2 separate regions of the Homo sapiens genome follow, and region 2 is linked to region 1. A link is a contact called in ENCODE Hi-C or POLR2A ChIA-PET data. All regions are on one chromosome and are shown on one strand. The core of a region is the stretch at or near the end of the contact, and the rest is flanking DNA. Distances in the headings are between cores, read along the strand shown.

The links. A loop is a pair of places that touch in the nucleus more often than their neighbours do. ChIA-PET counts read pairs that join two places held with the same protein, here RNA polymerase II (POLR2A). Pooled maps may share reads with other maps.
Region 2: a pooled map shows a loop between it and region 1 (3-fold over the local background). The contact joins the promoter of ERBB3 here to the promoter of DNAJC14 in region 1. A Hi-C loop is called at or near these places in 1 of 37 single-sample maps with no recorded cell type and 5 of 50 pooled maps. POLR2A ChIA-PET finds 5 or more read pairs at or near these places in 8 of 52 experiments (A673, HCT116, HepG2 and 5 more).

The regions. Positions count from the first base shown.
Region 1 is chr12:55,827,560-55,831,144 of GRCh38, forward strand. It overlaps DNAJC14 (DnaJ heat shock protein family (Hsp40) member C14), which reads right to left and starts at 2,028. Exons shown (of 7, transcript NM_032364.6): 1 at 1,930-2,028; 2 at 1-1,155. The coding sequence starts at 1,099. It also overlaps the pseudogene TMEM198B. RefSeq lists a silencer at 1,966-2,075 and enhancers at 2,604-3,341, 3,296-3,495.
Region 2 is chr12:56,078,464-56,082,048 of GRCh38, forward strand. ERBB3 (erb-b2 receptor tyrosine kinase 3) reads left to right here and starts at 1,702. Exons shown (of 28, transcript NM_001982.4): 1 at 1,702-1,919. The coding sequence starts at 1,838. RefSeq lists an enhancer at 1,359-2,349.

The DNA.
Region 1 (3,585 bases), core at 778-3,277:
AGAAGAGCCAGGTAGCCTTATCCCTCCAGCCTAACCGGTCACCTAGTCCCACCAGAAACCGCCATCCCAACTGTAGAAAGCCCAAAAAGAGGGCCAGAGCCAGGAGCAGCAAAGCACCCAGCAGCTTAAGAAAACGAGTAAACAGTCCTACTCCACAGTAAAACCCCTGGCTTAGAAACTGAAACATGACCTGGGCCCAGCCCCCTAACCGCCCTGTCCACACTCCCATCCAAACTCGAAAAAGGTCCAAATCACTGCTTTTCAGTTGCCTGCAGGCATAGATGAGATGGCCACAAGTTTCTACGTACTCTCCCACCAATACCAGCAGTTCAATCAGCCACCAAAAGCCTGCCTGTCCAAGTTGACATAGTTCCTCGGCTCCCCACAATCCCAGGCCTTTGCGCTTATCTGCCTGACTTCGTTTCCGACCCAGCCGATGTCGACCAGGGGACCTGGGATCCCTACGTCCACCCTCCCGAGTATCCTCCTTCGTTGGAAAGCGGTGCCGCTGTCTCCGGGATGGGGGTTTCTTTCCGCTGGACACACGTGAAAAATCACTGGGGAACTTGAGAGATTCTTCATCATCATATTCCTCTTCCAACTCATCTTCCCCCAAAGCTGGAGAGGTACAGTGGTGGCAAAAGTTGCTAGAAGAACCATTTCCTCCCTCAGAGTAAGGCCCTTCTGGAATTCCAGGTGTTCCCTGGCAGTTGCAAGCAGATGGAATGGAAAGAAAAGAGTTCCCATCCTTCTGGTTCCCAGTCTCGTTTTCTTTTGAGAGTTCCTGGTCCACTCCTGATTCTTCTTCTGAAGACGTCTCACTCTGATCAGGGTCCTCTGCATCTCTAGGTGGTCCTGGACCCCCTGGGGGGCCATGGCTTGGGTCCAACCAATGGGCTGGGTTTGGGTGCTGTGTGTGCTTAGGACCAGAGTGCTCTGTGAGGCAGCGGGTACCATTAGGAGCAGTCCCTGCTGAGTCCCTGAGTCCTGAGAATGAAGGTATTTCAGGGTCCACGGAGGGTCCTAAAGTCCTGAGGGAGGCACCACCACTGTGGTGGGCTCCATACAACCCTCTTTCTCCGGGGTGCTTCTGGGCCATGACCCCGGGGCTTCCTGAGGGTCTTAGGTCACAGCCATCATGGTGTGTTCTGATGCCTGTAACAGATATCAAGGTGGAGACAGTCAAGGATGAGACCAAGAGAGGAATTAAACAATCTCAAATAGTGGACACATTTAATTCATCCACCTCCCTTGTTTTCCCAAGTTCTTTTGGGGCATTCGCTATTCCTAGCAATAAGCCAAAACTAGACTCACCACAACCCTGCTTGCTCCCTCCCCTCTCCTCCAAATCACTTAAGTTTTTCTTCTTTCCCCAGAAAACTATAACCTTCAATCAGGGAAACAGGGAGGTACCGTAAAGGGTGTGGTCGGGGGAGGGTGGGTCACTCTTAGGAAAATGGGAAAGACCGCCGGAAAGGGGGCCACAGACTTCCAGTAATGGGTGGGGGCCATGCGGCCCTGGAGGAAAATCTGGGGGCGGAGCTTAGGGCTGCCCCTAAGAAAGACTAACAGGGAACCCACCGGCTGTGTAGAAGGGACGAAGGTGGCCGGGCACCGTGGCTCACGCCTGTAATCCCAGCACTTTGGGAGGCCGAGGCCGGCGGATCACGAGGTCAGGAGTTCGAGACCAGCCTGGCCAACATGGTGAAACTCCGTCTCTACTAAAAATACAGAAATTCGCCAGGCGTGGTGGCGCGCACCTGTAGTCCCAGCTACTCGGGAGGCTGAGGCAGAAGAATCGCTTGAACCCGGGAGGTGGAGGTTGCAGTGAACCGAGATCGTGCCACTGTACTCCAGTCTGGGTGACAGAGCGAGACTCCATCTCAAAAAAACAAAAAAAAACGAAAAAAAAAAAAAAGACGGACGTACCGAAGAACGGCGGTAACTCCTCCCCCTCGAGCCGCCCGGCCTGGGGCCAGGGTGAGCTACGAGAGCCGCTCTCCCGGCTCCGCCTCCCGCTCACGCTCTGCTTCCGCCTTCCGTCCCCGCGGCCGCCGGCGACCTGGGCCTACTTCCACTTCCGGGGTCACCAGGGAAGAGACGGGAAGGAAAAGAAATAGCGGTTGGCTGAGAGGCAAGCCAATCCAGCTAGGGCTGCGTCGACTCCAAGGAGGCGGTCCTAAGGAAGTACTGGCCCCGCCATTTAAAGGCCCCTCCCTCCGCGTGTGGGAATGGGATTCCCGCAGGTTGCACCGCAGGAAGCAAGGCAGGTGGACTCTGCACCAATGCCTGCAGACTAAGGGCAGACTCTCAGGATTGCTCTGGGTGTATTCCTAGGCTTTGTATTCCTGGGAGATGGAGGGCAGCCACCGAGCCACATATAGTCTTTTTCCCTTGCAGACAAAACCAGGGAGCTCAGAAGAGTCACTGCCCTGATCCCTTCCGTGCCGGCAGCTGCGAGGACACAGGCCCCTTTGTATCCTGCGGTGCGGAGGTGGAGCAGAGGAGAGGGTGCCCCGGCTGGCCCCCTCCCTCGCCCCGCAGCACTGCCCCTCCTTTCACAGCAACCCACGGCCTCCCCCGCGCTTGACCCAGCTGGCGAGCTGCCCCTTATACCTGGATCCGCCCCTCGGGTCGCAGCTCCCCAGGCCCGATCACCGAGCGGTGCCTAGGAACTGGGAGCGTAACTTGGCTCGGCTCAGAACTTTGCCCGTGAGCCAAAGAACACTGAACTCATCTACCTGCTGCTTGACATCTCATCTGCATACCAAGCTATTTGGTGGACGTCCACAAGCGCCCCCGCCCCCACGTAGACCCAGTTGGGTCCCCGTTCCGTCGGTCCCCTCCTCTGCACACGCCTCTAGCCTTATACCCCGTCTTGATCCGAAAGTTTTTCCACCCATGAACCCCCAGTTGGCGCTCCCCGACCAGCAAAAGCCCCTTCCCTGGTCCACGATCCCGACCACCCGGTTCTCCAGGAGACAATACTCCAATTCTCTGGAAAGTGGAAGAAACCAAGCTGAAGCTAGGGGGGCGCTGGGACCCCTATTGGGGCTTTGAGAGCTTCCGGTTGTCATCTCCTAAGTATTCGGAGACCCTTCTCCAAAACTCTTGGGGTGACCCTCAAGACTCTTACCTGCTATATAGTTGGGGGTCTCTGGTCCTGGACTAGAGCAGTAGGCAACCTGGGTCCCCCCACACACACGGGAAAGAATTGGAGGGGCCTGCCTTGTGATGTCACCCCTCCTCCCCCCACCGCGCGCACGCGCGCGCGCACACACACAAACACAAACACACACCCCAACACACACGCCCTGTCCCCTTTCTCCACCCTGCAAGCTAGTTGCATTTAGCTCACAGAGCCTGGGCTGCGACTTGAAAGAGTTTAGGCAGCAACAGAGTGACCCTGGGGGTGCTCTTGACCGACAGCCGCACCCCCGGCGTCTAGGACCTCCGAGCAGGGATGCATCTGGAGGTCTAGGGAAGCACTTCCACCCCCTCCTCTCCTCAATCCTGGCAGGATGGTGAGTAGTTAACATCCCCTCCCCAACCCCCGCTTGTCCAGGGTCCCCAGACTTCCAAGCA
Region 2 (3,585 bases), core at 452-2,951, 250 kb after region 1:
AGCTTGGGCAACAAGAGCGAAACTCTGTCTCAAAAAAAAAAAAAAAGAAAAGAAAAAAAAAGAGAGAAAGAAACCCTAGGTAAAAGTCTGAGCCCCACCTCCCAATCACCTGATCACCTCAACCACTGTCACCAGGTGGATGACCTTGGAGAGGTCACACACTTCTAGTTCTGTAAAATGGGGAGTTATATTGCCTAAATCATATAATTTTTATGTTAAGTGACACATTCTCTAAGGCACTAAGTTTGAGGACATACTTTGTAAATGAAATGATATATGGAAATGTTTGTATATGTTAATGGTTTTGTTGTTGCTATTATTATTATGACTACTATACACATGGTCTGGAGAAAGCCAACCTCCCCAAAGCGGAGATTCTCCAGTAGAGAACAGGCCCTCTAGGTTGCATATCAATAGGGAGCATGTTTAAGGAATGTTAGCCGGTAGTCTTTGCTAGGTGTGAGGGGTGAAATTTTTCTTTATCAAGGCTCAACTGTTTTCGAAGTCTTCAGGCTTGAAGTTCTGGAGAAAACAACTAGGCTCTCCGGGCGAGATCCCGAATACCAGTTTAAGGGATTTGAAATGCAAGGCCGTCTGGGACTCCACTGCCACGGATGGGCACCAGGCGGCGCCGGTCGGATCCGTCCCGGGACTAGCAGGGCTTTGGGCAGCAACCCGCAGGGAGCCCGACCGCCTCTGGCCAGGTCCGGGCAGCTGGTGGGGGAGGTTCCAGAGGTCCACGCCATTCGTGGACGCAGTCTCTAGTGTCCTCTCCGCGTCCCACTTCACTGCCCCATCCCCTTTCCTGCGAGAGCCTGGACTTGGAAGGCACCTGGGAGGGTGTAAGCGCCTTGGTGTGTGCCCATCTGGGTCCCCAGAAGAGCGGCGGGAACTGCGGCCGCCCGGACGGTGCGGCCAGACTCCAGTGTGGAAGGGGAGGCAGCTGTTCTCCCAGGCGGCCGTGGGGGGCAGCAGAGGGGACGGCGACAGGTGCGGGAGCCCCTCCCGGGGTAGAAGTGGAAAGGCGGGCTCCGGGGTCTGTTCCCAGGCTGGAAACCACCCCCGCCCCCCATCCAAATCCCCGGGAGAGGCCCGGCCGGCGCCGGGTCTGGAGGAGGAAGCGGCCAGAGACAGTGCAATTTCACGCGGTCTCTGTGGCTCGGGTTCCTGGGCTGGGTGGATGAATTATGGGGTTTCGAGTCTGGGAGAAACTGAGGTGGCCTGGACGTGAGGCAAAAAACACCCTCCCCCTCAAAAACACACAGAGAGAAATATTCACATTCTGAGAGAAAATCCACCAAGTGAACCAACCGGCTAGGGGAGTTGAGTGATTTGGTTAATGGGCGAGGCCAACTTTCAGGGGGCAGGGCTTTGGAGAGCTTTCCACTCCCTCATTCATTACCCTTCCCTGGATCTGGGGGCTTTCGGAATCTCGACCTCCCCTTGGCCTATCTCCTGCAGAAAAATTAGGGTGAGCCCCATCCTCGATCTGCTCCGCCAAGTTGCGGGACCGCGGGGCGTGGCACGCTCGGGGCAGGCGGTCCGAGGCTCCGCAATCCCTACTCCAGCCTCGCGCGGGAGGGGGCGCGGCCGTGACTCACCCCCTTCCCTCTGCGTTCCTCCCTCCCTCTCTCTCTCTCTCTCACACACACACACCCCTCCCCTGCCATCCCTCCCCGGACTCCGGCTCCGGCTCCGATTGCAATTTGCAACCTCCGCTGCCGTCGCCGCAGCAGCCACCAATTCGCCAGCGGTTCAGGTGGCTCTTGCCTCGATGTCCTAGCCTAGGGGCCCCCGGGCCGGACTTGGCTGGGCTCCCTTCACCCTCTGCGGAGTCATGAGGGCGAACGACGCTCTGCAGGTGCTGGGCTTGCTTTTCAGCCTGGCCCGGGGCTCCGAGGTGGGCAACTCTCAGGCAGGTAAGTGGCGCGAGAGCACCGGCGGGCTCGGCACCTGGGAGCCGGAACCCAGTGCGCGCAGCCTCGGAGGGTATGGGCACGGTCTCAGGCGGCGCGGGGTTGTGGGTGCTGCCCCCGGTTTGCCAGGACCACCTGGGAGAGGGGCGGTCAGGCTCGGGTTATCGGCGTGGTCCGGCCGAGGGCGGCATTCCGGGACCCTCACGCCACCCTTCTCCAGAGCGTCGCCGACCCTCTAATTGGTCTCCCCAGAAGAGGCTGAGGCCGAAACAGTAGTTCACACTTCTGAGGGGCCCTGCAGGGAGGGGAGCAGGGAACTTCATTCTGTAAACAGGAGGTGCTTGGAGGTGGGGGCCTTGGCGGGAAGGGTCTCGGTTTGCTCGCCAACCCCCTGCCCCCCACCCGCGCCGATTTCAGCTACCCCTAGTTTCGTTGTTTTGCCGACAGGGCGGAGCTACAGAAGGTTGGAGGGGGTTGTTGTTCTCTGGTGTTGGAAAAACAGGAGCGGCACCTCCTCTTCCGTGAGTGAGCCTGCCCTGGGGAGGTCTGAGATTAACCAGAGGGCCAAGTTCAGGTGACATCAGGCAGGAGGCCCAACAGAGGCTGGCGCCCCCTTTCCTCAGTATAGCAGAGCTTAAGCAACATCTCTTTGTCAAGACCCAGGTCAACACAACTCATATTTATTGAGCATCTACTATACACAAGGCCCTGGGCCAGGAGCTGTAAGGGCAAGGATGTCCAGCCTCTGGTCTTTTCTCTCCCCAACCTGAGGATCAAGAGGGCACCTCTGCTACTTTCTAAGCCTCCTGCCTTGGGGAGTCCTTCCTGGGCTCAGCTTGTGCCTCCCGCCCCCATTTTGCTTATTGTCTGACACTGTCTCTAGGACCCTAGACAGAGCCCCGGATTGCTCTTCTCCAGTCCTCCCCCGACTCCCATGCTATCTGAGCCCACCCCTTTGGGGTGTCTCTGGGACCGTGGACACCTGAGGACTGAAGTTCTGTGGATCTCCTCCCCTCCCCTCAGATCTCAGCTTGGGGTTTGGCACAGCCAGGGCCCCTTCCCCAGTGTGGGAGTGGAAGAAACCACCTGTGCTTCCCTCACAGTTGCTGGGCCTAAATTTAGATCCTGGGATTTTTAGATGTGAACACTCCCAGCTGGTGGAGGGGGGTGGTCTGGGGACTGGCGTGGGAGGGAGCAGTGGAGTGACTGTATAACTGTCCCATCCAGACTCCTGCAATCTTCACCCAGAAACCCAGGAGTACCAGAGTCTGGCCACCCTCCCTGGGGAGGCAGGAGGCAGGCATGGTTGGGTCTCTTTACCCTTTATCTGGGTCCTGCAGCCTCTGGGCATCCGGCCCTGTCTCAGTCCTTCTATAGCCCCTTTGTCCTGGCTGTGATGGGGGTGGGGGATGTTGGAGGGGAGGCCTCTGGTTGAGGAGGGGCTGGAGATTCTGGCTCTATCCCACCCCTAGTGCTCTCTACCAAAGGAGGGCCTGTGACACTGCCCCTCCCTATGCTCCCGGTTCCTGGGTACAGCAGGGATTTTTATGATTCCCTTCCCCTGCCCTGCTCCCCAAGCTGCCTAGCTCCTCCCCAGAGGTGTTGTTTGTGCTCCCTTCCTGCCCAGGCCCTTTGCCCCCTGTTTGTGTAATATGGACTTTACCCTCAG